2 separate regions of the Mus musculus genome follow, and region 1 is linked to region 2. A link is a contact called in ENCODE POLR2A ChIA-PET data. All regions are on one chromosome and are shown on one strand. The core of a region is the stretch at or near the end of the contact, and the rest is flanking DNA. Distances in the headings are between cores, read along the strand shown.

Region 1 (3,153 bases), core at 323-2,822, 35 kb before region 2:
GAGCAGCCCTGCCTGGCTGTGCAGAAGCCAAGCTTTGTGCCTTTTTCCTTAGAACAGACCTTTCCTAGGCAGGGGCAGCTGCTGGAGAAGGCTCCGTAGGCACCTACCGCTCATGCTCAAAGGATAGCTTTGCAGGCATCCCCCTCTCTCTCATGCGCGTGCTCTCTCTCTCTCTCTTCTCTCTCTCTCTCTCTCTCTCTCTCTCTCTCTCTCTCTCTCTCTCTCTCCTCCCCCTTTCCCCCTCCCTCTCTCCATCTCCCTCTTTTTTTTCTCTCCCTTTCCCTTTCTCTCCCCCAGTTTCTGTGCCAGCCTTACCTCCCACCTGGGCCTGAAACCCTTCTGCTCCTCTTCATCTTTGCCAGGATCCCAGCCCAGGCCATGATTTTTCTCTTCTGGGCTCTTTCAAAAATGCAGAACAGGCCGAGTAGCAATATCTACATATCAGCATTGCCTGGTTGTCCACAGGTCCCCCCAAGGCCCTCAACCTTTGTGGTTTAAAGACACAGCTCAGGAACCTGCAGATCCCTGTTGCTCTGTCCCGGGAAAGTCTGCTCTCTGCTGCATCCCTAGTCACTCCTAGACACTCCTAATTGTCCTTAAGGTCTGAGCTCAGAGGACCCTTCTCGAATGCTCCTGCTGGGGCATAGCCTGAGCTCCCTGCGCCCTCTCTCCCAAGACACATCTCTCCTCATCCATGAGTGCGAAGCTCACCTCACTTTTCCTCACCTGTACATCTGTGTGAGTGTACAATGTCGCCTTGTCAAACTCTATCTCTCATAAGGAGGTGGGGCTAGCTGTCTCCAGTCTCTGAGCTCCACTAATTCTGATGTCAAGGCTCTATCTACTAAGGCCTCTGACTTCCTAAAGAAGCAAGATGCCCTCCTCGCCTTGAGTTCTTGTGGTCCCTTCTGCTTACTCCACAGTCACCTGCTGTGTCACCCCACTCACTTTTTCTCTGTTTCCCTACCTGCAAGAATCTAACTGGAATTATAGATGGAGTCCATCCATCCTAGCATGTCCAACAGAGACGCACAGAAAAGTGGCTTCTGACCCCTGGGGGTAACTACCTGAGCCTTCTGTGTCAACCATTTAGGCACAGTAACTCCAAGAGGCTACACTCCTGCCTCCCTTTAACAGTCACCTAGTCCCCTAGTCCGCTTAGACATGCCTCTCCCTCCGCCTTTCCTCTGACTCCAGTCTGACCTCAAATGTTAACTTAGCCCTCTTCTTCCACACCCTGGGCACTGCTCCTGTCTCCTCCTATGCTGTGCTTTCTCCCCTCTGGTTGTTCTCCCAGACTGAATGTTCCTTTGGCTAACTCAGCGCTCACACTGGCTGTACTCCATAAACTCGTTTGGGCTCCTCTCCTAAAGGAAGGACTTTGTTTCCCCAATCCAACTTTCAAATCATTTTTTTTTAAACTACAATCAACGTCTTTCCTGAGAACAAAGCAATCCCAGGACAAAACAATAAACGTCCTCACAGGCAACTATGGAACTGTATTAGCCATCTCCCTCCTCCCGCACCCTTCAGCGCCAACGAGAATGCACAAGATGTGCTGGGGGGGTGGGGGGGGTGGCAGGAGGATGGCTGTGTCCTCTGTGTGACCTGAGAAGGGCACTTGAGCCAAGCCCAGCTCCTTGGCAAGTACCTCCTTGAGCCACAGTTGTTTTTCTAAACAATAGCCTGGCTGGCCCCCACCAAGACCCCACATTTTGTCAAACTCACACCCTGCCCTGCTCCAGCTGTCCTATCCTGACTCCACTGTGACTTTTCCAATCCTTCCTCTAGGCACAGAACTAATGACTCATAGCTGGGCAGTGAGGTACCGACCCTGCTACCCTCTCTGCATCCGAAAGCCAGAGCTCCAGCCCTGCCTTTCCACGAAGCTTCCTGGGTCTGGGACACCAACTGATGGTCTTGTAGTGTGAGCATGGGTCCCTGATGCTGACACACGCTCACAGCCTTGCAGTGTGAGTGCTAGATCCTGAATGAGCTAGACTGGAAAGGAGATGGGTGTATGGGTGTAGAAGAGTGACCCAGAGGCCACTTTGAAGTATTTAGAGTCCAGTAATACTAAGATTAAGAAAAACTCTAGGCAAACGATTCTAGATGATTTCTGTTTTCTCTGAGTCGTCTTTACAATTAATTGTATTTATTCCTGCTCCTCTGTGGGTCTGAGTCTCCTGTGGTAATCCTAAACTAGAGGCATGTGTGTGTGTGTGGGGGGGGGGGGGCATCTTAGAGACAGGAATAGCATCCCTGTTGCTAGAGTAACCTGGAACCAGGGCCTCTGAGGGAAGGGGAGGCTCGATGTAGGCAGGAAGAGAAGTGCAAGAGCCTGCCATAGAACAAGTTTCTAGACAAACCTCCTGTCTCACCCTTAGCATGAGAGAGGAGCAAAGAAAAGCTAGGCTTTAAATTAAGCAGTCTTTCTTCTTCAAGGAAGAGACTAGGAACCATCCATCTCTCACAGTATACAGTGGTCACTCAGTGTGTCACATCCCAGAGTATGCAGTCGGCACTCAGTCTGGGGCGCAGGAGCTTTGCCTGCATTGAGCATGTGCAGTGTGTCCTGGACACTACTCCCTAAGCAGTTAACAGTAGCGGAGTCACTCCCGTACTGTTACGCAAAAGCCACCCCGTCTTGTTGAAGGGATCTGAGCCATGGACCTGTTGGTCTCCAGTCCCCGCAGGACACCCAGGGATAATGGTGTGTGATGAAGTTTTAAGCAGATTAATTCAATTGCGCGGGGCTGTTAGAATCCTGGCGCTTGAAGCCAGGATTAAGTGTGTGCTGCATCTCCTGAGGGTTTTTTGTTTTTGGGGGTTTGGTTTGGTTTGGTTATTGTTGTTTTGCTTGTTTGTTTTCTTTTGTTTGGTTTTTGTAGCAATTGAGAAGTCTTGTTTGATAAGACCTAGTGGAAGTATCTGGTCTAAGACTTTTCTCGGCTACCCAATCCAGGCTACAACCCTGGTTCTTAGCTAAGCAGCCAGGGAAAGGGGAAGAGAGGCCCCAGCCTCAGGATAACCTAACCGTAGTTATAGTCGTCACCCAGGAGGGAGTGGCCACTCTTGACCAGCATCATAGCTACAGAGATCCCTGTATGCTCTGGGACAGCAGCAGAAGGCCTAACAAAGACCATGCACCAG
Region 2 (3,080 bases), core at 145-2,644:
CAAAGCAAGACTTTAGAGTTTTCTTTTCTTTTTAAAAATCCAGTGCATCAGGCCTTGAGTTTAAAGTTAAGGCCTTTGAGTTCAATTAAAAAAAAAAATCAAGTCAATACTGGAAGAAGCAACTTGGTTCGTGGGGCACAAAGTTAATAGTTAACCAGATAATGAGGCCAGCACCTCATTCCATATGTTAAACTGGCTCAATTAGGTGGTGCTAAGCCTATAACTATCAGGCATTCTTGCTGCAGTGCAGGAAGGGCTCTGTGTGCGGACCACAGAGGTCAGCCATAGGTCTGCGCTCTCTACTCTGTGGAGTGCCATTAAGAGGAATTTGTACTAGTCCAAACTGGAGGGCTTCTGTCTGTTTGCCTTTTTTCTTGAACTACTCTGGTTTATCATTGTATTATTTATTTTACGGTTAAACTATAAACCTAAGTTGCATCACCGGATTTCTGCCCCACGAACCCTCCTCCCTGTAGACTTGATGGCGTTTTGTCCTTGGGCATCAGCGGCCACCCTGGGGCCAAAAGACATGGAGAACAGCACTTTGACAGGTAAGCCAAGAGGGCTGGGGGCAGGTTTGGGGGAGGTGCCCGGGATCAGCCTAGCCTTGCTGGAGGCCAAGCCAAGTACAGAGGAGCCTGGAGTGAGGCCTCCCTGATCCTGCCCACACAGCATGGCCCACTGCCCAGTCCCCTTTGTCCTTCACCTTTCTGCGCTGCCCCTCACCTTTCCATTCTGTCCCTTCCTTTCCCACACCGTCCCTTAACTACCTAGATCAATTAGTGAGGTTCTCTATAAGTCCCGCAGTGCCTCACACTGCTCCTCACTGCCCCTCCATCCCTTATTGTCCTTAGCCAGACACTCCCTGCCCCTTCCTGTCTTCAGACGCATTTTGTCCCTTACTGCCCCTCAGTCCGCTGCCCTCTTTCCCAGAGACCACTTTCTTCATGGTCATCCATCCCTGGTTGTAGCGCCCTTCATCTCTCTCGCATCATCACAGCAGTCCCTCGTTGTTCCTCACCGTCCCCCTCCGTTCTTCATCACTCTCCTCGCCATCCCTCGACCATCCCTCGATATACATACATACATACATACATACATACATACATACATACATACATACATACATACACACACACACACATATATACACCTCGGGGTGCCCCTCTCCTCTCCAATCCCCATTTTCTCCCGCTCCCTGAGTTTCTTGGATCCAAGTGCATCTCAGCGTCACTTCCCTCCCCGGGGATGGAAACAGGGCCGCTCACAACCTTCTAAGGAAAACTCGGTGTCCTTAGGCTAGGCAGCTCGCACAGAGGCGGCCCAAATAGAAACGTCCCCTCAGGAGACGAGGCTGCTAGCGCCGCCCGGCGGGCCCCACGCAAACTCTTCGGTAGCGGCATCGCCCCTTTAAGCGTCCGCCCGCCCGGATTGGCTGCGTGAAGGAGGCGGGGCTGCGGGCGTTGACGTCACGTTGTCGCTCACCGTATAAATACGGGCGTCGGCTGCGCCGGCGTCGGCGGCCGAGTGCGAGGCGCGGAGCGTGAGCTGTGCGAGCGAGCGAGCGCGAGCATAGCCTGCGAGCGAGCAGAGAGAAAGAGCGAGGGCAAGAGAGCGGCGAGGCGCCTGCGCGATGCTCGGGCCCCTAAGCCCGCGGCGCTGAGCCAGCCGGGACGGACATGCGCGGGAGGGCGCCGCGGGGTCCCGCTCCCTTGGGGTAAGGGGCCTGGCGGGCGTCGGGAGACGTGGGGCCGGGGCGCGGAGGGCGGGCGGACGGGCGGTGGGCTGGAGCCGGAGCCTCCGGCACTCCGCTTCCCGGGATGGGCCGGGGTGCGTGAGGAGCGGCGGGCCGCGGGCGCCCTCGGCTTCTCGCCGGGGCCATGCACCGGCGCGCACACGACACGTCTCCACAGCCTGGGGCTCCGGAGCGGCGGCTCCACGGTCTTCCCGGTGCAGCTGCGGCCCAGGGATGCGGTGGAACTGCTGCGGCCCCCTCCATCTTCCCTCTCACCCCGCGCACCCGTCGGTCCGGCCCGGAAAGCTTCTGCGAGAAGCTGTCGCGGGTGGGCTCGGAGATTGCTAGTCCCTGGTTGGTACCAGTCTTGAGTCTCGGTGAGACTCGGCGACGAAGGTCATTCCCCTTTAAAAAAAAATATTTGTTTTAATTCATCCGAGTTGTTCCGTGGCCTTTTCCTCTCCAGAAACATGATTCTTTGCCTTAAATGACTTATATATTAAAGGAGTGAAAATGCAGACAGAACTGTTCAAACGCCAAGGCTCCTTGGCAGTATCCTGTTTTTATACGTATATCCTATCTTTGTTCAAATTAATCGTGATTGGTGGTGCTGGATGGGTGCTTCCTCAGTCTTTATTAGGATTTCATCATTGCTTGAAAGAAACCAGTCTCCTACCTGATAAAAATGTGAATAGATTGTTAGTCATAAACTTAAGTGTAGTAAGAATAGAGACTGTAGCTTTAAAAGAGATGTGACGGGAGGTACACCTGTAGCACAGGTAGGGCAGGACTGGTTTCCAGGCAACTGTCAGGGGTGAAGAAAGGTGAGGTATAAATTGCCTTTTTTTTTTTTTTCATCCTGGAAAAAAAAAGAAAAAAGAAAAGTTCTACAGTTTTACACTTCCTTAAGTCTATACAGGTATAGTGAATATGCATCTATTAAGACTGGGACATTTTTGAGTTCACTGTGGTGGCTCTTGCCTTTAAATTTTTTTTTTTCTTGAAACATGGAGATTTTAAGAGAGATTTTACCAAAATAGAGACCAAAGATAATCTAAATACCTTTATCAGTAAAAGAGCAAATTTTGTAAGGAATAAGCTGGTTTCGTACTAACCTGTCAACTCTGGCGGATATTATCAGGTTTGAGAGGAAATACATGAAGATGTTTAAAAAGGCTGGGCACTCTGTCATGGCCTTCACTCCCTCTCCTGTGCACTGGTGGACATTTGCTGATCAGTGGTAAAAATCTCAAACTGTAAATCTGTATCTTGGCAAATAAATCAGATGGTAAACTCCTTAAGGGCTGGAAAATGCCCTGAACAGCTCTTATTTTACACAGCCTTG

Evidence for each region. ChIA-PET counts read pairs that join two places held with the same protein, here RNA polymerase II (POLR2A).
Region 1: POLR2A ChIA-PET joins it to region 2 with 50 read pairs in Patski. The contact joins the enhancer-like site here to the promoter of 1700045H11Rik in region 2. POLR2A ChIA-PET finds 5 or more read pairs at or near these places in 3 of 5 experiments (Patski and embryonic stem cell).

The regions. Positions count from the first base shown.
Region 1 is chr4:150,818,024-150,821,176 of GRCm38, forward strand. No RefSeq gene overlaps it. Among named protein-coding and RNA genes, the nearest start is that of Gm42356, 12 kb to the left of the region's middle. Within about 2 kb of position 1,573, at least 1 of the 3 ENCODE cell types and tissues checked has a DNase peak (open chromatin) inside an H3K27ac peak, as active enhancers do.
Region 2 is chr4:150,853,555-150,856,634 of GRCm38, forward strand. It overlaps 1700045H11Rik (RIKEN cDNA 1700045H11 gene), which reads right to left and starts at 1,395. Exons shown (of 4, transcript NR_040649.1): 1 at 1,272-1,395. It overlaps Errfi1 (ERBB receptor feedback inhibitor 1), which reads left to right and starts at 1,516. Exons shown (of 4, transcript NM_133753.2): 1 at 1,516-1,717.